Linked DNA regions of Homo sapiens: region 2 is linked to region 1. Evidence: chromatin loops called from intact Hi-C (ENCODE). Cell type or tissue: MCF 10A. All regions are shown on one strand. Links, peaks and the distances in the headings refer to the core of each region. The heading gives the core; the rest is flanking DNA. Region 1 has its middle 21 kb from the start of HCG9. Region 2 has its middle 18 kb from the start of HLA-F.

Region 1 (14,931 bases), core at 4,012-9,011:
GTGCATATCAGAGCTGTGAAAAATCAAGGCTATCTACATATATTTCTATTATTTTTCTATGTATACTACATATAGCCAATAATATTAAAATGTCGCCAATTGACAAACCTGGGTGGTGCCTTCACAAAGATTTTTTATAATTTTCTATTCTTTCTTCCAGCTGGAACTACTTTGAATTAATGTTTGTGAAGTGAATCCACAGGAACTGAGCAAAATAAGAAAAGAGTTATTGAGTGTGAGGAAAGCTGCACAGAGGTACAGACAGATGGAGAGATGACAATACTGAGCATGTCAGTGACCTTCACAGTAACAGACTTCCTGGAGGAGTGTGAGCTTGAGCCAGAATGAAGAGGATAAAATATAAAAGAGGGATGAAGGAGTGGGGACTTTAGGGGGCAAATATGGGATTGAGTAGGCCAGACTGGGAAGCGTGGATGGATTCTAAACATTCCACTTTAGGTCTAGCACTTAGAGAAAGAGAAATCATGTTTATTTAGCTCCTTCCACAATCTTTAGAGAAATCTTCTGAAACATTACAAAAAAGACACATGAATGGCCAATAGTCATCAGGGAAAAATGCAAAGTAAAACCACAGCGAGAAACCACTAAGCACTTATTAGAATGGCTGAAATTTAAGTGATTAATAAATATAAATGTTGTCAAGGATGTGAAACAGTCTCATCCACTGCCTATAAGAATATAAAACAGCCACTCTGAAAATCACTTTTATATCATCTAATAAAGTTAAACAAGCTAGTACTCTATGGCTAGCATTTCCACTCCTAGGTATTTACTCAAGTGAAATAAAGATTATGTCCAAGAATCCCTGTACAATAATGTCCATAGTTCATTTGTAACAATAAAAAACCGTGAATACCCCCAAAATGTACAAAAAAATTGTGACTCAGTGATACAATGCAATACTACCAGCATTAAAAATGAATGAATTACTGATACATGCAACAAGCTGGGCAGACCACATAGATATTACACCAAGTGCAAAAAGCTAGGCACAAGGGAGGCCATATGGGATGAATGGATACGTATGAAGTTTTGAAACAGGAAGAGCTACTCTATCATGATAGTCATCAGATCAATGGCTGCTGGGGAAAGGGGGCTAATTTGAAGGCAGAAAAATAGAGAACTTCGTGTATCTTCATAGTGGCATGGGTGCTATGGCTGTATTTGTCAAAATTCATTGATGAATTTGATACAGATCTGATCATTTCAGTATATGTAAATTTTACAAGTTTAAAATGCTTACAATAAAAATTTAAACGTTAGTAATAAAAAATAGTAATTGAAAATATTAGCAACAAAATCCAACAACAGATCAAAACAATACACCATAATCACGTGAGTTTTATACCCAGGATGCAAGGATTGTTTGACATATGTGAATCAAAATATGTCATATACCGCATCAACAGAATGAAGGACATAAACCATATTATCATCTCAATAGATGCAGAAAAAGCATTTGGTGAAACTAAACATTGCTTCTTAATGAGAACTCTCAAAGGAGTTCCTCTGACAAAGGAACCAAGAATATACACTGGGGAAAGAACAGTCTCTTAAATAAATGGTGCTGGGAAAATGCTACCAGATGCAGAAGAATGTAACTAGACCCCTGTCTCTCACCATATACAAAAAATCAACTCAAAAGGGATTGTAGACTTAAACGTAAGACCCAATACTGTAAAACTACTAGAAGAAAACTTATGGGAAACATTAGTCTAGGCAAAGATTTTATGGCTAAGACCTCTAAAGCACAGGCAAAAAAAGTAAAAATAGACAAATGAGACTATATTAAGCTAAAAAGCTTCTGCACAGCAAAGGAAACATCCAACAGAATGAAGCAATAACCTGTTGAATCGTGAAAATATTTACTAAGTATTCAACCAACCAGTATATTCATCCAATTAGTATATTCTAGACTAATATCTAGAATATACAAGGAACTCAAAAACTTGGCAGTAAAAAATACAAATAATCCAATTAAAAAGTGGACAAAGGATCTGAATAGACATTCCCCAAGAGGAGGCATACAAGTGGCCAGCAGGTGTGTGAAAAACACCCAACATCACTAAATACCAGGAAAATGAAAATCAAACTACAATGAGATATATCTTACCCTAACCCTAGTTAAGATGGCTATTATTAAAAAATAAAAAATAATAGATGTTGGTGAGCATGTGGAGAAAGGGGAATGTTATACACTGTTGGTGGTCATGTAAATTAGTGCAGCCATTATGGGAAACAGTAGAGTGATCTCTCAAAAAAACTGAAACTATTAATAGAACTACTATCTGATGCAACAATTCTACTTCTGAGTATTTATCCAAAGGAAATGAAGTCAATATATCAAAAGAGTACCTGCACACCCATGTTTATTGAAGCACTATTCACAATAGCAAAGATGTGAAATCAATGGTGAATTTATCAATGGGTGAATGAATAAAGTAACTGTAGTATATACACAATGGAATGCAATTCAGCCATAAAAAAAGAGTGAAATCCTGTCAGTTGCAGCAACATGGATGGAACCAGAGGTCATGTTAGGTGAAATGAGCCAGGCAAGGAAACACAAATATCACATGTTGTCACTCACATGTGTGAGCTAAAGACGTTAATCTCATGGAGGTTGAGAGTAGAATGAAAATTACCAGAGGTTGGGAAGAATGTAGGGGTGGGAAGATGTAGAGAGGTAGATTAATGGGTACAAATGTACAGTTATATAAAAAAAAAAGTTCTAATGTTCTATAGCACAGCAGGCCAACTAAAGCTAACAATTATGTATATTTAAAACAGCTAGAAGAGTGGATTTTAAATGTTCCCAACACAAGGAAATGATACATGCTTGAGGTGATGGATTCCCTAAACACCCTGACTTGATTATTCCACATTCTGTGTATGTATCAAATGATCACATGTGCCCCATAAACATATAAAATGTTATGTATTACCTTTAAAAAATATTTTTAAAATAAACTCAACACAATATGGGACATTTTAAAAAGTACAAAAATATGACCATGATAAAAATTGGCAAATATTTCCTTTTTATTAAGATCCACTTTGTAAGTTCAAGCAGAATGAAGCCCATACAGCATCAGAAGAAGTGGCTCTCCTGAGAGAATCTTCTCCCCAGTTAGAAAGGCAGAAACAGAATTCCTGGAGAAAGTAAGACTCTGGAGAACTGCATAGCACCTCTTCTTGGGGTCTGGGGTTACCCAGATGTAGGGAGGGTTCACCTTCTGGGAAAAACTAAACGTTGGTTCTTGTTCTTTTTTGTTCTTATTGCAAGACCAAAAATTGAGAAAACCAAGAGAAAGCACCAAGCCAAAGGGATATACTCTCTTTTATTTTTTAGAATATCCACTACCAAGGATGATCCACGCTGTTATGAGACGAATTGTGTCCCTCCCCAACCGAAATTCATATGTTGGAGTCCTATGTTGAGAAGACAGAAGTGGCCATCTACAAGCCAAGGAGAGAGGCCTCAGGAAAAAGCAACCCTGCAGCACCTTGACCTGCACCTGTAGCCTCCAGAACTGTGAGACAATACATATTTATTATTTTACTCACCCAGCATGTGGTACTTTGTTATGGTAGCCCTAGCAAATTAAAACAGAAATATTACCTTTTCTACTCTGTCCTATGTATGAACATGAGACTTTTTAAGAATATGAATTACCTGGGATTCCAAAACATAGAGTGAGTCAATGGAAAATAGATGATACAGGGTCATTTCCAAGCCTTTGTGGGTCTCCTGGCCACCACACAAACATGGATGTGTTCCCATTTCTTTTCAGTTTCACACAGTGCAAAAGTTGTGGACATAGAATCACAAACTGTGTTTAATTTATTTGAGACATTGAGTGAGCTAGTTTTGCCCTAATTTTATAGAAAGATGATGAACAATCATAATTACTAAACCAAAGAGGCTTTTTGGCAGGGGATGGCAGGTACTATGTTTTCTCCTCCTTTTAAAGTGCATTTTCCTAAAGAGTCTTGTCTAGGAGTAAATGTCATCACTTTGCTTTTTTCCTCCGCATTGATCACTTGGTCCTCCCTGCATTTCAGTAAGGTTGCTAGAATGGAGGCATTTGTCCATGATTCACAGATGAATCAGAGGCCCTATGAGTAGAGAGCTTCTCCTGAAGTCACACAGCTCGTGAGTGGTGGAGCAATGACAGGCACATGACTCTCCAGGTCCCTAGTCCAGTTTTCTGGGTGCCATGAGAATTACAGCCTTTGGTTCCTTTTACATGTAGTTCATTTCTGAACCTGAGAAGGAGAATGCACCTCAGGTGACTAACAGTTTTTGCTCTTCTGTACTTGTCTGAGAATGACCCCAAAAGATTTTTAAAGGCCAATTCTTTGGCTACCAACCCTATTTTGCCCAGGCATGGACATGGAGCAGGTGAACACTGCCTTTACCTGTGACATGCCTGAAGATTCTGAGACCTACGTGAATCAGGTAAGCTCCATACACAGAGGGACACCCACTCTCCCACCCACTTATTTTCTGTATCTTTTCACACTTCACTTCTTCATTCCTCCCTCTGGCTGTCTTCCCTCTTTGGGGTCTTCTAGTCCTAACCTCTGTCTCCTTCCAGGTGACTAGAGCAGGCTGGTTTGGAACAGGGCTTGTGTCGGATGAGAATTGTGCCAGGATCCTCAGTGATGGGCAGCATCACTTTAAGTTCAGTGTTAGGAGCTACCTGCTGAGACAGACGTCTCCTCCACAGTGAGTGCTGATTTCATGAAACCCTTAGTTCCTCCCTATTCCTTACTGTGTCTTCAATCCCATCATGTAGGTCATGGGCACTTAACGCATAATGAACAATTGACTGCTTCATGCCCCCTGGCCGTTGATGCTGTGTTGGGACGTTTTGCTGCCCTCTATGTGGGGTCTGTGCCTTTTCTCATATTACATCTCTTCCACCACACCCAAGTCCATCCTCTGAACCCAGGCAGTACACCAGCATCTGCATGTGTGCTGTGTGTTCCTGCCTTGCTTTGTCCTTTCATGCCTTATTCTCACTGTGCCATGTCTCCTTCTCAGTTGAACAGATGCAGTAGGAGACTCGCTCATTCTGGAATGTGACCATCTGCCCTTCAGGAGAGGACAGCAGGGTGTGGGTGAAGGAGACCCTGCTGCCCCCACACCTGACAGCCTCCACCACCCCCTGGCTTTCCTCTTCTGCATCAGCACCACTCCCGAACCATCATTCCTGATCGTCAGAATTTTTAATGTAACTAAACATGAAACACAAGTGCATCTGCATTATGTGTGGGTGCTCTCTCCCTTTATTGTATTTGGGGTAAGATTATTTTAGGGCATGGTCCAGGGTAAATTCCTGTAAGGCCTGGATGCCCTGCTGTGAGGTCAAAGGGGGACGGACTGCAGAGCCCTGGCTCCCCAACTACCTGCCTATTTCCGGCCCTTTGTTGGGGTCTCTTCTGCTTTATCTGGCCTGAGAGAGGCTGGGATGTTTCTGATCCTGGGGCTCCTGGTGGATGGTGCGCAGTATTTCCAGGGATGGAGGGTGCTGTGGGCACTGGTGGGAAGCTTGAGTGTCTCCACCCAGGCTTTCTTGGTGCCTCCTCATCTATTCCTTCAAATTCTAGACCTTGAGCACCAGGGCCTGGGCCCCTGACCCCCTCCTGCCCTTCCAGCAGGGCCTGGTCCAGCTCCAGCAACTCCTCAGCTTGGGCCAGCTCAGCTGTGTTGGGGGCTCATGGCCCTGGTGAGGGGGAGTGGTGGAGGGAGCATCAGCCAGGGCAGGGGGCTGAGGCCCTTGGAACCTGTATTGCAGGGTCTGGCTGTAAATGAGGAATTCTACCTCCCTTTCCCTTTTTCTAGCCCATTAGCTTAAGGCCTCCTGTACTGAGAAGCCCAGGGAGCCCCTTGTCTTGGGCATAGGCCTCTGGGGGGCAAATAGAGATCCCTGGCTCAGGGAGTATAACTGGATACCTTGAACAAGGATATGGGGTCACTGGAAAGAGAGGACCGGCTGTCCCTCTCCGCTAAGAAATAATTAACTGTTAGATGAGGGGGAATTTCTGTTCAAGGGCTCTGTGGACTGTGCTGCTCTGGAGGGGGTGGGGAGAGAGAGCCCTGAGGTCTGAGCTGGGGTGTGGTTGGGAAGGAGCTGAGAGCTCAGAGCTGGAACTAGGCAAGGAGCTGCAGGGGTGAGGGTGGTGCAGGGTGGGATTTAGAGGATTTCCCCTGACTCCTGTGCTGATCCCCTTCACGTCCTCCACCCCCACCCTTGGTGTCCGTCAACATGCTGGGGTGACCTCATCTTCCCACTGTCCCTGGAGCTGTTCTACTCTTCCACGCTTGCCTTGGGGTTTTCAGAGCAGCATCTTTGTGAGTCCTGGAGAGCTAGGGACCAGGAGGGCAGGAGGAGGTGAAGACAACAGCACCAAGAGATCCTGGAAGAGAAAGGACCATGGTAGCTGAGGCAGGGAGCAGTCTGAGTTGCCTAGAAGACACCAAGAGTTCGCTCCCTCCAGGCCTTGGCTTTGCTTCAGCACCTGGTGCTGCATAGGCCCCACCCCTGCCCTGCTCTGCTGCCTCCACCTCCCTCTCAGCCTGGTCCCAGACAGAATCCAGACCAATTCCTGTTTCTGATGTGAAAAATGATCCTGCCAGTTTAGGCAGAGCTTGCTTTAGAGTACTGGTGCCCAGCCTTCCACAGGTCTTGTGTCTGTTTTTCTTGGCACTGGGTTTCTTCTCACTTATTCTTCTGAATTGGCAAGGCAGGAATTACATCACTAGTTTGCAGATGAGGAAACTGACTCGTATGGGCTCATTCAGCACTCACTCACTGGGCAAGTGTCTGTCAGGGCCAACTGTGGGCCAGATGTGCCCAGGGCTCTATAGCTAGCTGGTGGAAGGGCCTGGAGGGTTCATATTCAGGTCCACCTGACTTGAAAACTCATATTGACCTTACTTAAGTACTGATTCCCGATTTACAATCCATGCCACAAACTTTATTGTCATATCTAAAGAAGTTGCCACAGCAGCCTTTAGCAACCACCCTCCTGATCAGCCAATAGTCAACACTGAGGCAAGACCCTCCCCCAGCAAAAAGATTAGCAAAACCTCCACACCCTCTCTCAGGATGTTCCTGCACCTCACAGCTACAGCAGCAACCTGGTCTCCCTGAGGACACGACCCCCTCCAAAGTCCTCCCACATGGGGGAGTTTTCCCAGGGACTTGTACCCCTGGGTTCAGAGGTGAGGTGGGGTCCTTGCTCCTCACTGTGGTTCTCACACCTTTCTCCCTCCCTCCTCCCTAAACCCCTAAGCTGTCAGCAGATTAGGGCCCCATTCCCCATGTTGTAGCCATTCCCTTTGTGCCCCAAGCCATTCCTCTTAATCCTGACCCTTGTAGCTCCTGGTTCACTGTCACCCTCTCCAGCAGTGCGTCTCCTTGACTCTTGGTGACTTCAACATACGCAGATGTGGTGGGCTGAGTAATGGTCCCCAAAGATGTCCAGGCTTAATCGTTGGAACATGTGAATAGGTTGCATTGCATGGCAAAAGGGACATTAATCATGTAATGAAGATTAAGGACCTTAAAATAGGGAGAGTATCCTGGACTATCTGCGTGGGCCCAATCAAATCACATGAGCCATTAAAAGCAGAGAAACTGCCCTGGCTGGAGTCAGATTCTGCAGAAGAGGAAACAGAGGAGAAGCTGGAGAGAGGAGGTCAGATGTTCCAAGCAGGAGGACTGGATGTGCCTTAGGCGCCATGTGTGAGTACCTGAGAGAAAACTCTAGGAGCTAAGGGTGGCTCTTAACAAGGAAGTGGAAATCTCTGTTCTATCTGCAAGGAAGTGAATTCAGACAAGAACTTGAATGAGCTTGGAAGTGGATTCTTCCCCAGTCTCCAGGAAGGAATGCAGGCCTTCCCGTACATTGATCTTAGCCCCATGAGACTGTGTGGACTTGCAACCCACATGACTGTGACATGATAATTAGGTGCTGTTTAAAGCCACTTGGTTTGTGGTAATTTTTATGGCAGCAACAGACACCTATACAGCAGAGAAGATGCCCTTGCTCCCTGGACTCTCAGATCCTGTAACTCCTCTCCTCCATGACCTTCTCCTCTCTCTGCCTGAATCTCATGCCCTTGTCATCCCCTAGGCCTCATCACGGCCAAGAACCCCAGCCCTTCCATACTCTCAATCTCACACTTCCCACTCTCTGGCCATCTTTCCACTCATCCCCTTGCAAGGTGGCCACAGGCTCTGATGACACAGACACTATCATTTTATCATATGCTGTGATGTAATATCAATGAACCACTCATTTCCTATGTGCCTGCATTCCAGGCTTGGAGTCCACCCTGTGGTACATCAATTCCAACAATCCTTCCAGCCCACTGGGATTCCCAATTGAGTGATCCTGCCATCTACTCCCTGTCACTCACCCTTGGTGTCCTCTCCTCCCTCTTCTCCCATTTTGAATTCTACAGTAAATAATTTCAATCCCTCCCTTGCCTCTCCCTTGCATTGTCATACTCACCTGGCAAAACTACACAGCTGGTGGGTTCCACCTCTGTCTATGCTGCACCTGCCCCATGAGCTGCAGGAGGCTGGACAGCAGCACACAACATGCTGACTGGTCTCTTTAAGATTCCAAACCTCATGGGGAGCCCCTACCATTGACGTGGCCAGCAATCACCCTCTCCCTACGTGGTTCACCCTCAGCCTCCTCTTGGCCTGGGTGACTCCTAGACACCTTCTCTCTGTGCTCACACATCCAACCCTTCTTCCCCATTCTTACCTCAGCTGACAACCTTGCCTCCTACCTCACTGAGAAAACTGAACACATTAGAAGACAACTTCCCCGATTCCACCACTGTCTGCTCATGCATTTGCAGCTGCACCACATGTCAGGCATTTTACCACGGGAGGGATTGCTGGGGGTTAACAATTCTGCTCCCAGTCAGAGCCAGTCCCTCTTCTGGTGCCCCAAACATCATCCCTTCTCATCTACTTAAAGTTGTCAGTTCATCAACTAGTATCTTTTTTTATCTTTATCATCAACTTTTTCCCTCTCTCCCCACTGGATCATTGTGGCAGTCATGAGAATGCACATCCCAGCCCCTCAGCTACAGGAAGCAGAATCGATGATGACCCCAGCTCTTGAAGCTTGAAATCTATTGCCACATTTGCTCTGATCCCACACCTGCCCCCTGATCTTTTCCAGCCAATGATTGAGGAAAGCAGGGCAGAAACTAAGGCAGGAATATTTCTCCTCTGAAGGCTGACTGCAGCCCCAGGGCTCCCTGCCTCCTTTACTAAATTTCCCTTAGCCTGCACAGGGTCTAGGATGCTTCCAGCTGAACTTCCTGCCCTCTCTCCTTCACTGGGGCTCAGAGTTGCAGTGTGGTCTGATGGCTCTCCCAGTGTTTTCTGTCTCTCTCCTGAATTTCTCTCACAAGTATTTCCCTGAATAAATCCTTGCACATTTACTACCGTATTGGGCTCTGCTCCTCAGGGGACCCTAACTAACCCAAGCGGTATGAAGGGTGACCCATGAAAACAGGCAAAAATGGGAATTTGAAATAATCTTGCCCACTGCCTGGCAGGCCAAGAGGATGCCACCCGGGTTGGTGGGGGACACAGAAAGTCCATGGCATAAGGTGCAGCTGAGGTGCTGTGGTCTCCTCAGTGCTGAGCTGAGAAGATGCCCTGGTTAGGGGAAGCTATGGCAGGTGAGGTGATAGAATGCCCTACACAATAATGATGAGGTTGGGGGAAACCTACAAAGACAGAGGAGTTGGGTGGTTACTGCTTGGCTGCGTTGATACCCTATAAAAGGATCATGAGAATCTGCGGGTTGTTAACAGCTGTCACTGGCTACAGGTGACAGCCTCTGCAGTGTCTCATGGAGAGGCCTTTATCTCCTGTAGCGAAAGGGCAGATAGCGTGGAATGGCAGCTGAAGACATCATTACGAGGGCCACAGTGCTCCAGACATGTCTGACACTCAGCCAAAGCAGGCCTGTTACAGGAAAGTCAGGGTCCTGGTGGGGAAACCTGAGATTCTGGAAACTGGAACCAGGATATCCGATGGGTGCCCTCCAGGACCCTCTGGGAATGCAGAGGAGGCTCACCATTATCTAATAATGGTTCCCACTTCCTACGCTGGAAGATGCTGCAAAAGCCTCACCCCCGTGATTCTGCGGGAATCCTACTCAGCAGCTTTGCAGGAATTAGCCGCCATTTCCCCACAGGAGCCCAAGGAGCACTTCTGGGATTGGAATTTGAGGGCGTTTGATCAAGAAACCAGAATTTCAGGCTGGATGAATAAAAATCCTTTGGCTTGGAGGCACTTTCTCAAGGCATGGGTTTGTCAAACACCCCAGGACTTTGATAAGTGGAGCTAAACCCACCGCTGGGGTGAATCCATATAGATTGGAAAAAAAGATGCCCAACTCTCAACAAGGTAGACATGTCTTAGTTGCCCTGGAACATGTAAAGGAAGGAATAACGAGGCTGAGGGAAGTGGGCATGGTGAAGGCCCACCAGGGCCATGCTCCACAAGAGGGCCCAGAGGACACAACCTTCCACCAGAGCCTCAGGAACATGATGGTGAAAGGGACCTGCATCACTAAGTATAGGGGTGTTGTCCTCTGCAGGCTGCAGGTGATGGTAATAAAGATGGTCCCAGAGTTGCATTTATCCATATCCCTGGGGAGAGTGTGGCCCTGAAGAGACAGAGAAGAAGTGGTGGCAGTGACCTGAAAAAGCAGAGGGCATGGTTACTATGGCAACTTCAGAGTAGCAGCCAGGAGGACTCAAGTTGCAGGGAATGTGGGGAAGGTTAATAGAGGGTGGTGTCCCAGGGTTAGGACAGGCAGCCAACAAGGGCGCTGCTTGATATCTATGATAGGAATGAAAGAATTGAGGAGCAGGAGGGTGAAGGTGTTTGACCCAATACAAAGTCATGATCCCATCCTCAATGCCTAGACCTCAGCCAAGATTCAGATTCAGATCTCAGTGACAGAGGAGGAGTCCATATCCCTAGGAGGAAGACCCTGCAACCCTGTGGAAGTATATGCTGGCACAATTCCCTCAATCATTTGGCAAAGGAACCTATAGACATTTACTTGGGTGGTTGTACACTGGGGAAAGGAAACACGCAGAACTGGAGGGATTATTGACACTGGGTGTGAGCTGACATTGATGCCCAGATGCCCACAGCACTCATGTCTCCCATCACAGTGGGGCTTATGGAGGCCAGGGAGTAAACCTGGACAAATTATGGCCCACAATGGGACCACTGGGCCAACAGACCCAACGCTGGATATCTTTCAATTCCCTGAGTGCATGATTGACACTGCTGCACTGCTAAGTGGAGTCACCCCCACACTGGGTCCCTAGTCTGTGGAGTAAGGACTCTCATTGTGCTGAAAGCCAAACGGAAACCTCTGACACTGCCCTCATCCTGGCCAAATCAAAAACCATAGTGTGTCCCAGGGTGGGTCTTGTGGAAGACACTGAAAGTATTATGGGGTCGCACCAACATTAGAGAGCTGAAGGATGTGGGGTGGTGTTGGGGCTGTCTATTGTCTCTATGTAATCCAGCAACCTGTCCCTGAGGGAAACTGGTAAGGCCTAAAGAATGAATGAGATTACTCCAGGTCTGGCCAAGTAGGAGTTATAATTGCAGCTTTTATGTTGTCTGGTTATCACTGGTAGAGCAGGTTAATAAAGCCCCGGGCACACAGTGTGCCGCTGTGGATTTGGTGAGTGCATTCCTTTCCACTCCAATTAGAAAGTGGATATGGGCTGGGCGCAGTAGCTCATGCCTGTAATCCCAGCTTTGGGAGGCCGAGGCCGGTGGATTACCTGAGGTCAGGAGTTCTAGACCATCCTGGCCAACATGGCAAAACCCCGTCTCTATTAAAAATACAAAAATTAGCCAGGCATCATGTCAGGTGCCTGTAATCCCAGCTACTCGGGGGGCCAAGGCAGGAGAATCACTTGAACACAGAAGGCAGAGGTTGCAGTGAGCCGAGATCACGCCATTGCACTCCAGCCTAGGGGACAAGAGCAAGACTTTGTCAAAAAAGAAAGGAAGGAAGGAAGGAAGGAAGGAAGAGGATATGGAGTGATTCACATTCATGTGGAATCAACGACACATTTATTTATTGTTTGCCTCAGGGCTATTGTAACACCTGTGCCCTCTATAGTATAGGCTTAAGACTGTACTGGACATACTGCATATCCTTTAGGATATTAAATCAGCACATTTCATTGACAACTTCATGTTGACTGGAGTAGATGAGCAGCAGGAAGAAAGTGCACTGTAGTCCTTTGCAAAACACACGCACCCCACAAGGTGAAGATAAACCTTATACAGCTTCAAAGGTGGGCACTGAAGTGAAGTTTTATGGGTGAACAAGTGCCAAGTGTTTAGGGGAATGCAGGTGTGTCCCCTCCAAGGTAAAAGAAAAACTGTTGCATCTTGCATCCTCACCAGAAGCAAGGAAGCACACTGCTTGGTGAGCCTCTTTGAATTATAACAACACCACATTCCACATCTAGACATTTTGCTTTGGCCCACAGTCTAGGTGACATAGGAGGATGCCAGCTTCAAGTGGGGCCTACACAGGAAAGGACCCTGCAGCAGATCCAGGCCATGGTACAAGCAGCCACCATCCCTCAGACCCCTGGGGCTGGTGGTGCCAGTGGTGGGGAAAGACACAGGATGGAGCTGAACCAAGCACCAGTGGGAGAGTCACAGTGGAGGGCCTGGGATTCTGGAGTAAGATCATGTCATCCACAGCAGAGACACATGCCCCCTGTTAGAAGCAACTTTTAGTGTTCCTTGTCCTGATTCAATAGAATGTTTGACCACGGGATACCAAGCAACTACGGGGTTCCAAGTGCCTGTGTGACCCACAAAGTCATAGATGGTACAGGCCCAACAGCATTCATCATCAGGTGAAAACAGTCCACCTGGGTTGAGCTTGAATCCCTTGCTGACACCCACAGAAAACACCCAAGTCTGAAGTGGCACTGAACTACCAAACAGACAAATGGCAGTTAGCCAGCTTTCACCATGGGTCAGCCCAGGCCTGGTAGGATGAGTGCATGAATGGAGCAACCACAGTGGCAGGCATGAGGCTCCGTAAGGGGCCAGCAGCACTGACTTCCCCACACCAAGGCAGATCCAGCTGCTGCCACCTCTGAATGTCCAACTCATCAGCAATTGAGGCCCATGATGTGCCCTAGTGGGGCACTATTTCTTTACATGACTACCCACTAAGTAACAAGTTGACTACATTTAGCTACTTCCAACCTGGAAGGGCCAGAGTTTCATCTTCACAGGGTTAGGTACCGATTCTATGGGTGGGTTTTCCTGTCCTGCTCTCAGACACAGCCAGCACCACTCTCTGGGTGCTGTTGACATTCCTGGTCTGCAGGCTAGGCAGTGCTCCTAGCCCATTATCTGCCTGAAGGACCCACTTTGCAGGGAAAGTTTCAGTGTTTCCACGGCTGTGGGTTCCACTAATCCTATCACCATCTGCACTACCCAGGAGCTGCCAGCCACAAGGAAGGCTGGACAGGTCTTCTACAGGCACAACTCAGTGCCAGCCTGGAGGAAGCACTCTGAGGGGTGGGTGCCATCTTTCAGGACACAGTGCATTGTTTGAATCAGAGACGTCTCTAGAGTTCTGTGTTCTCAATAGGAAGAACATGTGTGTCCAGAAATCAAAAGGCGGAAGCAGGTTTGGCTCCATGTCCAATCTCTTAGATTCACTCAATGGGGTATTTCGCATATTTTATCTCCCAACACTGGGCTGTGCAGGATACGAGGTTCTGGTTTCCAAAGGAGTGTACCCCTAAAAGGAGACAAAAGACAGCCCACTGAACTACACATTACTTTAGTCACCAGAGAAGTTTGGACAGTGTGTGCCCAGATACCACTTGGTGAGAAGAAGATTCTCCTCCTCTCCAGGCCCAGGTAATAAATAGATCCTCATCCCCAGGAGAAGGCATGGCTGTTTCACACAAGGGTAGAAGTGTGTGTGGAAACCAGAGATCCACCTGGGAGCCTTCTGGTTTCCCTTGCCCCATTGTAAGTGTGAGCAGAATCATCCAGCAATTCAGCCTGAGAGGATTTGATTTCCAAGGGCCCAGACCCGTCAGGGCAGAAGGTTTGAGTCACACTTGTGGGCAATCTCCCAAGGCCCTGCTCTTGTGTTCTGACATCCTCAGTACATTGGTGCTGAGGCCCTCTTCCCATGGGCTGTTCCCAACGACTGATGGGTCATACCAGTGACACTAAGGCAGGACATTCCTAGGAGACAGGGGACTCCTCTGATGGCCAATTGTAGCTCGAGGACTCCTCTATGGCCTTGCTCAGTGAAGTCCTCAGATGATGCAGGCCTAGGCTGACAACTGGACTGCAACCTTGTGAGAGGCCCTGAGCCAGAAGCACTCAGGGAAACCTCTCCTGGATTTCTGATCATTGGAAACTGTGGGAGATGAGGAATATTTGTTGTTCTGAGCTGCTAAGTTTTACATAATTTGTTATGCATAGTAAATAACTAATACATTTTCACAAGACAGGATGCATTATTACATGTTAATTTGCATTTGCTCTAAATTTATCATCATCATTATTATTATTTTTGAGACAGGGTCTCACTCTGTCACCCAGGCTGGAGTGCAGTGGCATGATCACCATGCACTGCAGTGTCGACCTCCTGGGCTCAAGGGATCCTCTGACCTTAGCCTCCTGAGTAGCTGGGACTATAGTCATGAACCACCATGCCAGGCTAATTTTCTAGTTTTTTTGTAGAGATGAGAGTTTCACCATGTTGCCCAGGCTGATCTTGAACTTCTGGAGTCAACAAGTCTGCCTTCCTCTGCCTTCCATAGTGCTA
Region 2 (14,931 bases), core at 5,009-10,008, 290 kb before region 1:
TTTGTTATTTTATGAATTGGTCTGAATGATGAGGCCAGGCAAGTGTATACATCTTTTCACTGGTAGAAAAATCTGTAGCAAAGCCTGTGCCCTTTTTACAACAATGACTTTTTTTTTTTTTTTTTTTTGAGATGAAGTCTCACTCTTGTGGCCCAGGCTGGAGTGCAATGGTGCTATCTGGGCTCACTGCAACCTCCATCTCCTGCCTCAACCTCCCGAGTAGCTGGGATTACAGGCGTCCATCAACAGTCCCGGCTAATTTTTGTATTTTTGGTAGAGGCGGGGTTTCACCATGTTGGCCAGGCTGGTCTTGAACCCCTGACCTCAGGTGATCCACCCGCCTCGGCCTCCCAAAGTGCTGGGATTACAGGCATGAGCAACCACACCCAGCCTGGATTTTGAAAAATGTATAGAATCATATATCCACTACCCTAGTACCATCTACAACAGTTCCTTCATCCTAAAAATTTCCCTTTGAATGTTCTTTATCCCTTCTCCCTCCAACCTTTGATAACCATTAACCTGTTTTCTGTCCCCATAGATCTGCTTTTTCCAGAATGGTATATGAATTGAGTCAGATAAAATGAAGCCTTTTGTGTCTGACATTTTTTTCACCTGGTAAAACGCATTTAAGATTAATTGATGTATGGATTAATAGCTTATTTACATATATATATATATATATTTTTTTTTTTTTTTTTTGAGACAGAGTTTTGCCCTTGTTGCCCAGGCTGGAGTGCAATGGCGCGATATTAGCTCGCTGCAACCTCTGCCTCCCAGGTTCAAATGATTCTTCTGCTTCAGCTTCCTGAGTAGCTGGGATTACAGGCATGCGCCACCACTCCCGGCTAATTTTGTATTTTTAGTAGAGACGGGGTTTCTTCATGTTGGCCAGGCTTGTCTCGAACTCCTGACCTCAGGTGATCCACATGCCTCGGCCTCCCAGAGTGCTGGGATTACAGGTGTGAGCCACTGCGCCTGGCCAATTTGTTTTTTTTTTTAAATAAACATAGACAGCATCTCGGTATGTTGCCCAGACTGGTCTTGAACCCTGGCCACAATCGATCCTTCCACCTTGGCCTCCCAAAATGAGCCACTGCACCAGGGCAACAGCTTTTTTTTTTTTTTTAGACAGATCCTTGCTCTGTTGCCCAGACTAGAGTGCAATGATGCAGTCTTGGCTCACTCCAACCTCTGCCTCCCAGGTTCAAGTGATTCTCCTGCCTCAGCCTCCCGAGGAGCTGGGACTACAGTTGCTCGCCACCACGCCTAGCTAATTTTTTCTTTTTGTATTTTTACTAGAGACGGAGTTTTGCCATGTTGCCCAGGCTGGTCTCAAACTCCTGACCTCAGGTGATCCACCTGCCTCAGCCTCCCAAAGTGCTGGGATTACAGGTGTAAGCCACCTCATCTGGCCTGACAATAGCTCATTTCTTATGATCCATATGGTTATACCACAGTTTGCTTAGTCTTGCATGGCTGAAAGATATCTTGGTTGTTTACAGTTTTTAGTGAACATATGTAAAGCTGCTATAAATATTCATGTACAGGTTTTTGTGTGGATATCAACCTTGAATTAACTTGGGTAAATACCTAAGAGCATGATTGATGGTAAGTCTCTCCTTAACTTTATAAGAAACTTCTAAACTGTCTTTCAAAGTGGCTTTACCGTTTTCCATTCCCATTAGCAGTGAGTGGGAATTCTTGTTGCTCTGTATATTTTCAGCATTTTTTATTGTAAGTTTAAAAAATTTTAGCTACTCTAATAGTGTAGCAGTACTTTGTTTTGGTGTTCTGTTTTGTTTTGTTTTTTGAGACAGAGTCTCACTCTGTTGCCCAGGCTGGAGTAAAGTGGTGCGATCACAGCTCACTTCAGCCTCCACCTCCCAGGTTCAAGCAATCCTCCCGTCTCACTCTCCCAAGTGGCTGGAATCACTGGCGCATGCCACCACACCTGGTTAATGTTTGTTTGTTTGTTTGTTTGTTTGTTGAGACATTGTCTCGCCATGTTACCCAGGCTGGTCTTGAGCTCCTGGGCTCAAGTGATCCTTCTGCCTTAGCCTACCAAAGTGTTGGCATTGAAGGCATGAGCCACTGCACCCTGTTGGCATTTCCCTAATGACAGATGATCTTAAGCATATTTTCAAGTATTATTTACCACCCATATATCTTCTTTGGTGGTGTCTGTTGAGATCTTTCACCCACTTCTAAAATCAAGATTTTTTTCCCCAATTATTGTGTTTTAATTTTGTTCACATATTATCTTTACAAGTCCTTTGTCACATCTATAACTTCCAGTTTTTTGACAAGTATTTTCTTCCAGTCTGTGCCTTGTCTTCTTTTCATTCACTTACCAGTGTTTTTGTAAAGCAAAAACTATTAATTATGATAAAGTCTAATTGATTTGTTTTCTCTTTCATGGATTGTATTTTTGGTGTTTTATCTAAAAACTCAAACTCAAGGTTAAGATTTTCTCCTTTATATTCTTCCAGAAGTTTTATGGCTGTGCATATTATTTTTAAGTCTATGATACATTTTGAGTTACTTTTTTATAGGTGTGAAGTATTGTCAAGTTTTTTTTTTTTTTTTTTTTTTTTTTTTTTGTGATTGAGTCTTACCCTGTGGCCCAGGCTGGAGTGCAATGGCGTGATCTCTGCTCACTGCAACCTCTGCCTCCCAGGTTCAAGTGATTCTTCTACCTCAGCCTCCCGAGTAGCTGGGATTACAGGCATGAGCCACCACACCAGCTAATTTTTGTAACTTTAGTAGAGGCAGGGTTTCACCATGTTGGCCAAGCCAGTCTCAAACTCCTGACCTCAAGTGATCCACCTGCCCCAGCCTCCCAAAGTAGATGGATGCCAATTGTTTCAGCATCATTATTGAAAGGAGATTCCCTTCTTCATTGGATGACCTTTGTACTTGTATTCAAAATCAAGTGACTCTATTTTTGTCCTTCCATTTCTGGCCTCTCCATTCTGTTCTGTTGATCTATGTGTCTGTCCTTTTGCCAATACCACACTCTCTTGATCACTGTCCTTTGCAGAAAGACTGGAAATAGTATCTAATAATTTTGAAAGGTATGTTTTCATCATCATTCAGTTGAAAATATTATCTAACTTCCCTTATGTTTTCTTCTTTGATCCGTAGGTTATTTAGAAGGAAGATTTAAAATTTTCAATACTTTTTTGCCCCTAGACAACTTATTATTGATTTCCAATAAAATCTATTTTGGTCAGAGTACATATTCTGTATGATTTCAGTCCTTTGAAATATGTTGTTACTTGTTTTATGTCTCAACATATGACCTGTGTTAGTGAATGTACCATATTCACTTTACAAAATATATATTCTGGAGCTGTTGAACACAGTGACTGTAAATGTCAGATCAAGACGGTTGATAGTGTTGTTCATTTGTATTTTTAAAAAACTAAGAAAAAGCTGGGCGCGGTGGCTCACGCCTGTAATCCCAGCACTTTGGGAGGCCAAGACGTGTGGATCACCTCAGGTCGGGAGTTCGAGACCAGCCTAACCAACGTGGAGAAACCACGTCTCTACTAAAAATACAAAATTAGCTGGGCGTGGTGGTGCATGCCTGTAATCCCAGCTACTCGGGAGGCTGAGGCAGGATAATCGCTTGAACCCAGGAGGCAGAGGTTGCAGTGAGCGGAGATTGTGCCATTGCACTCCAGCCTGGGCAACAAGAACGAAACTCCATCTCAAAAAAAAATTAATAAAAAAAAAACTAAGAAAAAATAGAGCATCTTTAACTTCCCACCATATATTTGGCATTTCCAGTGTTGGTCACTCCTATCTGAAGACTCAAGTTACCATCTGGTATGACTTCTTTCAACCTGGGAAACTCCTTCAGTATTTTTCTTGCAGTAGAGTTATGTTTGCAACAAATTATCCTAGTTTTATTTTATCTGGAGACACCTTTTCATTTTTCTTCCCTGAAAATATTTTTACTGGATGTGCAATTCTGAGTTAGGTTGTTTTCTTACAGCACTCAAAAAAATGCCATTTCATTGTCTTCTGACCACCATAGTTTCTGATGACAAATTATGAACACATGGACTGGTCATTCTCATAATTGTTCTCATGTATGTAACGTGTCATTTTTCTCTGATTATTCTCACGATTTTCTGTGACCATAGGCTGCTCAGGGCTGGACTTGGATATGGCCATAAAGTGGTACTGTAGGAAGTGCAGTATCCTGGAATTAATTCCGGACCTTGGAATTAACAGGGCTGGGCCCCTTAGCACCTGCCCTTAGCTCTCCTTTCCCCAGGTCCCTAGAAACCCCCTCCTGATCTACACACACACACACACATGCACACACAACTTCTAACAGGGCCCTTCTCGTTTTTCTCTCCCCCCTGGTTCCTTCCACTCTCCCCCTTCTCTTATGATCCATTTCATCTCCCTTCTGCTCTCTGGACCAAGGCCCCAGGCCCGGACTCCAGGCTTGGAGCTCACAGGCTGATTCCTGGGATGAGCAGCCTCCACCTGCAGGAGCAGCAGCAGGAACAAGGGAGGGGACAGGAGGGCAAGGCCCCATTTTGGAGGCTGAGGGACTAGGTCATGTGGTAGCAATGGTTTGGGGGTGGATGAGCCCCAGATATGATCCCACTGTTTTGGCCTGGAGGTATCTCTTCCCTAAAGCCAAAATCCAGAGTCACTCAGTGGTGGGAGGAAACGTCAGTGTCAACATGGATTTTGGGAAGCTGGATGGACTCAGAGCCTGACTTGAGATCGGGAACCCCCTTGTATGCAGAGCCCTGTCCAGGTGCTGGGAACAGGAGAGCCTGGGAGGTCCTGGCTAGGGAGAAAGGGGAGCGGGGTCTCTGTCCTCGGCCCTGTGGCCACACGGGGGCGCCGCTGCGCTGCTCTCGGATTCTGAGTGCTCTCCGGGACGGGGCTGCGGGCTGAATGGGCAGACGGGGCTGAACCTGAGGTCAACCACGCTGAGACGGAGGTTCCTCCTGAGCACCTCTGGAATCCACAGGACTCAGGTTAGATTTGTTTGTCTTGCAACGTGAGGCAATTGTGGTGTAGCAAGATCTGGCTCTAGAATTCTTATGGCAAAATAGCTGTCATAGAATCCAACTAGAATGAGAGTCCAGGGCCTGGGTTGACTGCCCTGGGCACACCTGACTCTTGATGGGGTTGCCAAAATGTAGCTTGGCATTTACAAAAATTCTTTCCAAAGATTGCATCAAAGTCCAAAAGAATTATGTACAATTTCATTTCTGATGTCTCTGGCTGTGCTTTCGAAAGGGCAGGAAGAGCCATGGAAAGAGGCTGAAAGGCCCCTCTGGGAATTCTCAAATCTCTTTTCATAGCAGTAACTTGGACCTAGACAGCAAAGCCTGAAAGACACAGGTAGAAGGATCGCGAGGCGCAGCCCTCCCTTCTGATCAGCACAGGTATGGCTGTCTGGGCGCTTTTGCCCCTCTGTGTTCAGCAGGATGGACTCTGCAGTGAGGCGCAGCCCCTGTCTCCCCACTGCCCCAGATCAGAAGCATGTTTCCTTATCTTGTTTTCCACACACTCCTTTTCTTTTTCTGTCTTGTGACCACGAATAGAATAGACAGGCAAGGTCCTGTAAGACCAGGTAAAAGATGTTACTGATGCACTTTGGAAGGCTGAGGTGGGCGAATCACAAGGTCAGGAGTTTGAGACCAGCCTGGCCAACATGGTGAAACCCCATCTCTACAAAAAAAATCAAAATAAAAATACAAAATTTAGCCGGGCGTGGTGGCATGTGCCTATAATCCCAGCTACTCAGGAGGCTGAGGCAGGATAATCGCTTGAACCCGGGAGGTGGAGGCTACAGTGAGCAGAGATTGTGACATTGCACTCCAGCCTGGGCGACAGAGTGAGACTCTGTCTCAAAGAAAAAAAAAAAAAGTTAGTGAAATCATGATTGTGAAGGAACAATGGCAAATGGAGAGAAAGAGCAGAGAGACAGACAGAGATAGATACACACGTACACACACACATAGAGAAAATGAATATCCATCCATCCATCCATCCATCTATCCATCCATCCATCCATCCATCTACCCATCCACCCATCCACCCATCCACCTTTCTATCTCCTTGCAAGGTAGGTTCATCAACACTTTTACATTTATGCCCCAGCAAAAATCTTTTTTTGGCTCACACCTGCCCTCCTTCATCCAGCCAACTGACATATTTGCTGAGGTCTTGCCACGTGCCGCACTGGGTGCTGAGCATTGGAGTCTAAACAGGAACAGACCCCTGGGATGCACTCCCGTCCTGGGATGCCCTTCACTGTCCCGTCCCTGGCTGTGAGACATCCTCATCTCCCTGAGGCTCTTGTTTCTGGTCACTGGGAAAAGTCCCTGGCCCACCTCTCTATTGACACCTGGGAGACTCTATCGCTACTTTGAATAAAGCACTGATTTTCAGCATTTATTCTGTATCCACACTTACTAATGCCCTTTCAATTTAGAAGTTGTTACAAACGGGAGGGGTTATAACCTTAGGCACGTTGTTTAAGAGAATTGTAAAAATAAGGAAACATGATGGCAATGGGGTTTTCTGCTTTCTCCCAGAACACTTCATATTCATTTTCTCACCTGTGTTTGGTTGGTTGCAAGGTGGCTTCCACACCCCCAAGTTTATTTCAAGTAGCAGAAACACTTGCTTAGAAAACAAGTACTTTGGGAAATGCAGGGTCTCAGCCTCTGTCCTCAGGACTCCACACATCAGAAAGACATGTGCGTCTCCTCCCACAATCCTGGAGGTGCCCGTGGACTGCAGGTTCGCTCCTCACTGACTTTACTCATGTCCTACTGGAAAAGGATGGATTTCTAGAAATGTCCCAATGGCTTGGAACACTCAATTTCTCTGTGTGCACTGCAAGCAAACTGACAGTTTGACTTTTCAATTCTATTCAATACCTGAAAATAAACTGAATTTTCAGTATATTTCCTTCCAGAGAGTAAACTGAAAAGGGAACCTTTCTAAATTCAGTTATGATTTCCTGAAACATCGAAGAAGGCAAATGTGGGTGCCCTTAAAGACAAGAGAATTCTCTGACCTCAAATTTCATGTAGCAGCTGTAAGGTGGAGCTGGCAGCATCTGTCCCCACCTCTGGGTACACAGCAGAACGTGCCAGCTTTAGGGACCCCGGAGGACACAGCTGCACAGTGTCCGGGGGCATCCAGCAAACCCTCAGGAAGGACTCGGTCCACGCAGGAGCCTCCTTAAGCAACTTCTCCCTGAAAAACCCTGAAGTCTTAGAAATCCATAAAGAAAAAAGATATTCATGTCTCTGATAAAGAAAAGAAATGCCAGCAATCCAGCACTGAGAAGGGAAGCTACGAGACCACATTTTCTGCATGTGGAGAAGACACGTCTAATGGAGAGGTGGGAACTTGTCTCAAAAGTGTTGGGCCGCAGTGAGAGGGTGTGGTCGTCACTGCCACCACCCGCTGCTCACTCAGTGACCCCTCCCCATTGTAACTAACGGGCCAGTGAAGAGAAACACTTTTCGTCTGCTTGTACTGAAATAAGGCTATTACAATAAATCATCTCTGTGGTTGATTTTTCACTTAAGGATGGGATAACTGGGGAAATTGGTGCCTGTAGTGCAGGTTTTAAAGAAGCTCCCAGAAGCCCTTCTGAGGCCATCTCCAGGAGGCTGCCCCAGCGGGTATGAGGCCTTGCGCTTCTGCCATCCTGTGTGTCCCTGTGATGGAATTTTGGCCCAGCTAGGGATGGCAAGAGGCCAGGTCATCGCAGGTGGTCTGCAGGCCTGGTGAGGAAGGACAATGACAGACGGGGAGGCAGAAAGGCACACATATGACCAGACCTCCCCCTGGGTCCTGCTCCCATTCCTCTGTCCATCGCTCTTGCTCTGTCTGCCCTAGGGGAAATTTCCTGAAGGAAACAGGAAAAGGAACCTCTATTCCTCGCTGCATATCTTTTATGTAGGCCTTTCCTGTTATTCAAGCATATCCCCAGCAGATGGCAGAGAAGACATTTCAATTTCGTGCCTCTGCTTTTCCTCCCCCTCCTCCAACCGGAAAGTCAGGACCAAGGGAATGGATGAAGGCATTAAAGGTATAAATGAGAATGGGTGATAATTTCCCTTTCTCTGAGCTGGGGAGTCCCATTGCAAGGGTGGGAATAGAAATGTCCAGTGTAACCATTCAGAGATGACAGATACTGCCCTGAAAACAGTCACAAAATCAAACCATGATGTGCCTCCCTGGGCTCCTTGGCTCTGGGCTGCTGCTTTCTTTTATTGAGAATCTAAGAGGTGCTGAGCATTCAGTTAAAACGGGACTCAAGGGTTCCTGCATTGTCCTCTGCCTTAATTGCATTTGAAAATATATTTTGTCAGTTCAATCCTTCTCCTGCCCGTCTCTGTTTCTCTTTTTAAAGAAGCTGAACATTGGCACCTTCAAAAGAAAATTGCTAACATGTGAAATAATATATTGTCTAGGATTTAGTTGAAAATAACCTGGTGTTGGGCTATGGTTGAGGATGTAGATAAATCAAGAGTGGGTGTTACTGAGTGAAGGGTACAGTGAAGGTCACTTTACTCTTCTGTCTACTTCTGTGTTTGCTTAAAATATTTGTACAAGTTTAAAAAAATAAGAACCAGGGTTACCAGGGGGCATGGCATATGCTGAATAATCATGAGATACCGGTTATAATTTCAAACAAATCTCCAATAAAAATAGATAATAATTTGAAGTCAAACCACAGGGACAAAATGTTTTTAGATGTCTCCAAATTCCTCACTTCCCTCCTCTAAATTCAGGTGGGTCACTTCATACTTTCTCCCAACCGCAGGTTCCCAATAGGCAGGTCCTAGAGCCCAACCTTGGTGGGGCAGGGAGTAGGGATTTAAAAACTGCATGATGATCAACAGCAGGAAAGAGGATTGGGGCTGAGAGGGGAGGAGAGGCAGGCAGGAGACCCCTGGGGAGTTGCTGCCCCAAGGAACTCCTTCTTCACCCTCTGAGAGAAAGTGTCACAGGACCACAGACCCTTGGTCTTCATAGATCCCATAACCTCCCCCGAATTGTATGTAAAATTGTGTGGGAATGCAGGTGAGTGCATTTCAGCTGGGGCTGGCTTTGACAAGGCTGTGGCCTGCAGTAGATATCAAAGTAGTCATCTAGGTCTCGTGTAGATGATGGAAAACTCGATGGGAGGGAGACACGGTGCCTTGACCCAGAGTCAATGCCAATAAACTTGGCTAGGACATAGTACCCAGTCATTTAATCAAAACCTAATCTAGATGTTGCTGTGAAGATATTTAGTACATGTGGTTAACATTTACAATCAGTTGACTTTATGAAAAGGAAATTACCCTCAATAATGTAGATGGACCTCATCCAATCAGTAGAAGGCTTTAAGAGCAGAAACTACAGTTTCCCAGAAAAGAAGAAATTCTGTCTTAAGACTACCATATCAACTTCTGTCTGCATTTTCAGCCTGCTGGCGTATCCTACAGATTTCACACTTGCCACCGTAATAATTGCATGAGTCAGTTTCATAACACGAATAAAACACACACATACACACACACACACACACACACACACACACACACACCCCTTATTGGTTCTGTTTCTCTGTTGAATCCAGAATAATACAGATTTTGGTACTTAGAGTGATTCTAGAGGAAGAGAATCCTTTTAAAACGTTTATAGCCAACAATAAAAAACTTTATTAAAAATGTTGAAAAGCATAAAACGGTAATTATAAATTAGCAAACACCCAACAAGAAAAGCACTTATTTTCTTTTCCTTATACAGTACAAGAAAGAGTAATTGGGATCTCATTCACTTTCAGCCACCATTTGCCCTAGATGTCCTTCACTCAAAACAAGTTTTTAGCTTGTGTTTTTGGAGTGGAAACTCACATGGCTACTAAGAAACAACTCTAAAAATGTAACTTAGACACTCAAAATTCCATGTGCCATGTTAACATGTAATGATGGTTCATATTACAGCATCTCACAATAGGTAAGCATTATTTCCAAAGTAAAATTAAGTCACATTTGTGGTTGCTAGTGAATGCGGCACAAATGGACCCTGAAGATTCAGGCATTGTTCTGCTCTGGAGTAGGACATCTGTGGCTCCAGCAAACTGTACAAAGGCTTTTTTTTTTTTTTAATGTATCTTCCGTGATACTTCAATTATTTCACCTTATTAATCATTTTCTTGCAAACAAAACTGAAAATATCAGTTCATAATGTGTTTCCATACACCTTGCCCTTATTCAAATGGTTATGAACAAGTGGTCTTCCATTTTCTATTGCCGCTGTAATTATTTGTTCCTGATCTGGCAACACCTTCTTCAGCTCCTTTCTCTGGCCACCGAGATTAACAGTCCAACAAGCGGTCTTTTGATTCACTAAGTGGCTTAATAGGACAACGTTGATTTGAGCCAATACTTCTGGCATGTTCATTTCAATTTGTAACTTTTTTCTGAATTCATCCCCACAAGGTGAGCTGGAAAACTGCAACCATAACCAAAGCTAGAAAATACTGGAAGTAGCCAATATTTCTCTTCATCACCAAAGACTGGTCTCTAATTTTTACTATTGTTCTATTTTTTCCAGCCAGCCAACAGTAGTAGCTGAAAAGCGAGAGCACACTGATGAAGAACACTGCGGGCACAAAGAAAAGGAAAAGTATGTGGAGCTTTGCTGTGTATCTCTTAGTTCATTCTACTCACTAGAACGTGGCGTTCTCAGGAATTGACGTCCTCCAGGCCCCCAGATGAGGGTAGTGAGCACCCTGAGAGCCAGCTGGACTCCCCTCTTGGTGTGTTACTGCACAGCCACAGCCTCTGGGTAGGGAGTTGTCCTGCACTTCTGGAATCATCTTTTTGGTCATGGTGGCTACTGCTGTACTGTCCTTCTGAGGTCAGTGAGATAGGGTGTTCACAGCCTCACTTGAAAGGAAACAAGAGACTTGTCAGGTTGATGGAGAGAACAAGCTGTTCGACAGTGCGCAAACCATATCCTGGGCTTGTGGTTAGAACATCCTGCAGCAAAGAGGTAGAAGAGCCAAGGGAGGCATCCCCACATCTGAGGAAGCCCAGAAACCCATGAATAGCGTCCTTGGGCTGACCTATGCTCATTACAATAGTAGCAAACACAACTCTGAGAGGGAAGTTAAGATGCTAATGAGACGTAAGATGTGTGTGCTGATATGTACAACCACAGTGCATGCACGTTCAAGAGACCACAGAACATGCTTAAAACAATACCCCTTCCCACCTATTCATGAATAATCATGTAAGACTCCCGTGAGGGGAGGGTACTGTCTCTCTTTTGAGCAGCTGCTCTGATCAGCTGTCAGAGTGTACTTTCACTTTGCAATAAATTCTCTTGCTGACTTTTACTTTGGACTTGCTCTCAAATTCTTTTGTGTGGCAAAGTCAAGAACCTGAACCGGCCCATTGGCTACATTTCCTTCCTTTTTTCTTTCTTTCTGTATCTTGTTGCTAGGGATAACTTTGCCCCTGCTGGCAGCATGCCCCTGAGGATGGCACCCTGTGGCTGGCGTCTTCCTTGGCTTGGCCTCGGGTCACTAAGCATAGCCCATGGTAGGAGGTTCTGAGAATGAGTGGCACTGCCTTGTGCAACGGTCCCCATGGGAGTGGCCCACAGGTGCTTGCATCTGTGGCATTTTCACAACTGTTTAAAAAGACTCAAGAATGTACTGTGGGAGGAGAGCAGGTCTGGAGACTCACCTGTGTCCCCCACCTGCTCATCTGCATGGCCGTGTGCCTGACATGGTCAGAAATGAGAAATGCTGCTGCCCCTTTGCAAAGCACTACTTAGTTTTTCTCTTCTTGAAGGTGGTGGCACGATGCCCAGGTTGAGATGGACGCAGGAGTCAGCATCCTAAAGTAAAAGGAGAGACTTTAACAGAAATACCTGAGCTTTTCAATGAGAATGAACAGGGCCTTTTACCCTCTGGCAACTGTGTATTTCCCATTGACATGTTTCTTGTCCTCAGAATGGTTTTTCCTTTTTGCAGGTGGTTTATTGAAAAAGGAAAGGACAGAAAAGAAAAAGCAGGAGAAGGTGTATGGGAAGCTGGGACCCTGGCCCTGTGCAGGGGAGATACAAGGTGCTTCTGGGGAGGCTGCCGCCATCTGGGGCACTGGCACATGGGGCACGGCAGGGCTCGCCTTCCTGATGATGCCGCCTATCCCAGTTGCCCACCAGAAGTTGCAGTGCCCAGATTAGTTTTGTATTGATGGAAATTAAAAAAAAATTATATTACATAATTTTATGCTTTTTGAAAATAGCTAATAAACTTTTATGGCTAAGTTGTTAGTAATGGTAATCTCTCTAATCTGCTTAAAGACGGTCAAATCTGCAGGGTTCCCATCTCCACTGGACACCTGTGCTTCCTGTGGGGTCTATTTTCCAGTGGCTTTCCCTGTTGGTTGCCCCTGTGACTGCTGACATCCTGCCTTCTGGTGGAAACCACACTCTTCCTTGCCCAGTGAGGGTTGGAAAATTGGATGACTAAACTCGACGAAGATAGCAAATAACATTTGTTCTGCGTGGGTGCCATCATCACCTGCACTTGAAAGCAAGGCTGAGGTGCAGAAGACACAAAATGTGGCCATGTCCCTTGGCTGGCAAGTGGCCTAGGGGCAATGTGAGCCTGAGTGTATGACACTGTGACACAGGACAGGGTGCGTCACAGTGTTGCCCATTGTGACTGCAGGGCCAAAAGGAACCAGGGCTGAGAGGAACCTGGAGACATGCTGGGGTGGGGCCAAACGAGGGCTTGGAGAGAGCCTCCACCCACCCTCACAGGGCCTGGTGGAGACAGACCGAGGAGGGGCATCTGCCCCTCTCCCCTTGCAGAGTGGAATGATAGCTGATGACATCATTTTAAAAGTCACAGTACTACAGAGATGTTTGGACACTCATCAGAGGCAGACCTGCTGTGGGAAAGTCAAGGCCTTGGTGCGGAAACCTAAGATTCTGCAAACTGGAACAGGGTTATCCTATGGGTGCCCTTTAGAACTCTCTGGGCATGCAGAGGAGGCTCGCCCTTCTCTAGTAATGGTTCCCACTTCCTACACTGGAAGATGCTGCAGAAACCTCACCCCTATGATGCAGTGGGAATTCCACTCAGGAGCTTTGCAGTAACAGCCGTTATGTCCCCGTAGGAGCCTGAGGAGCAGTTCTGGGATTGGAATTTAAGGGTGTTTGATCAAAGGGCCAGAATCAAGCTGGATAAATTAAAAAAAAACACCTTTGGCTTGGGAGCACTTTCTCAGGGTATGGGTTTATCAAGGACCTCAGGGCATGGGGCAAACCCACTGCTGGGGTGGACCCATGTAGACTGGAAAAAATGATGTCCAACTCTCAGTAAGTTAGACATGACTTAGTTGTCCTGGAACATGTAGAGGATGGACAATGAGGCTGAGGGAAGTGGGTGTGTGGGATGGAGACATCATGTGAACCAGAATGCCCACTAGGGCCATGCTCCACAGAGGACCCATAGGGCACAACTTCCACCAGAGCCTCAGGAATGTGCCGGTGAGAGGGACTTGCATGGCTAAGAAGCGTCGGGGTGGTGTCCTCTGCAGGCTGGGTGTGATGGCAGGAAGGAGGTCCTATAGTTGGGCTCATTGATATTCCTGAGGAAAGTGTGGCCTTGAAAAGGCAGAGAACTAAATGGTGACAGTGGCCTGCAAAAGCCAGAGGGCACGGTTAACTTGACAATCTCAGAGGAGCAGCTGAGGCAGCTTGATCTGCAGGGAGTTGTGGGGAAGGTTAATAGACGGTGGTGTCAGAACAGGCAGCAGCCAACAAGGGCACTGCTTGACATCTGTGATGAGAAAGCAAGAATTGATGAGCAGGGGGCTGAGGGTGTTTAACTCAATACAAAGTCATGATCCCATTCTCAATTCCTAAACGTCAACCAAGTTTCAGATTCAGATCCCAGTTACAGAGAAGGAGTCCCTATTCCAGGAGGAAGGACCCTGAAACCTCATGGCAAGTATATGCTGGAACAATTCCCTCTGTCTTTCTGCAAAGGAGCCTACAGTCATTTACTCAGGGGACTGTACACTAGGAAAGGGAAACAGGCAGAATTTGGGGGAGTGTTGACATTGGGTGTGAGCTGATATTGATGCCTACAGGCCTACAGCACCATTATGTCCCTACCACAGTGGGGCTTACAGAAGCTGGGAATAAATCTGGACACATCACAAAGGGACTACTGGGTCCACAGACCCAGCCCTGTTTATCTCCCCATTCTCCAAGTGTGTAATTGGCATTGATGCCCTGGCAGCTGGAGTAACCCCCACATTGGGTCCCAAGTCTCTGGAATAAGGGCTGTCATTGTCTGAAAGCCAAAGGGAAACCTCTGCAACTGACTTCATCCTGGCCAAATAAAAAATGATATTGAGTCCCAGGGTGAGTCTTATGAAAGGTACTGTAGGTATTTTAGGTGTAGCACCACCATTAGAGAGCTGAAGGATGAGGGGTGCTGTTGGAGTTGCCTGTTATCTTCACGTAATCCAGCAATCTGTCCCCAAGGAAGCCTGATGGGGCCTAAAGAATGAATGAGATTACTTCAGACTTGAAAAAGTAGGAGTCATAATTGCAGCTGCCATGCTGGCTGGATATCACTGGTAGAGCAGATTGATAAGGCCTCAGGCACAAAGTGTGCAGCTGTGGATTTGGTGAGTGCATTCCTTTCCATTCCAATGAGAAAAACTATACATGAAGTGATTCATGTGGGATCCACAACACATTTATTGATAATTGGCCTCAGGGTTATTGTAACTGACCTGCCCTCTATAGTATAGTCTTAAGAGATCTGAAGAACCTGGCATCCTATAGAATGGTAAATCAGCTTATTTCATCAACAACATCATGTTGACTAGGATGGAT

What was found. Hi-C counts contacts between places; a loop is a spot of excess contacts. Peaks named below come from ENCODE experiments on the same cell type or tissue, not always from the same donor. Only the 100,000 strongest peaks of a DNase experiment are listed, where the experiment ranks them.
Region 2: a loop joins it to region 1, with 2.8 times the contacts of the local background. A loop is called at or near these places in 3 of 110 quality-filtered maps.

What each region holds. Positions count from the first base shown.
Region 1 is chr6:29,988,849-30,003,779 of GRCh38, forward strand. It overlaps the pseudogene DDX39BP2, the pseudogene MCCD1P2, the pseudogene LOC353007 and the pseudogene POLR1HASP. Among named protein-coding and RNA genes, the nearest start is that of HCG9, 21 kb to the left of the region's middle. In MCF 10A, for the core only: no CTCF peak of the experiment used is centred there; a DNase peak (open chromatin) is centred at 6,783.
Region 2 is chr6:29,697,826-29,712,756 of GRCh38, forward strand. It overlaps the pseudogene ZDHHC20P1. Among named protein-coding and RNA genes, the nearest start is that of HLA-F, 18 kb to the right of the region's middle. RefSeq lists a silencer at 5,399-5,513. In MCF 10A, for the core only: a CTCF peak has its summit at 8,024 (motif pointing right); a DNase peak (open chromatin) is centred at 8,016.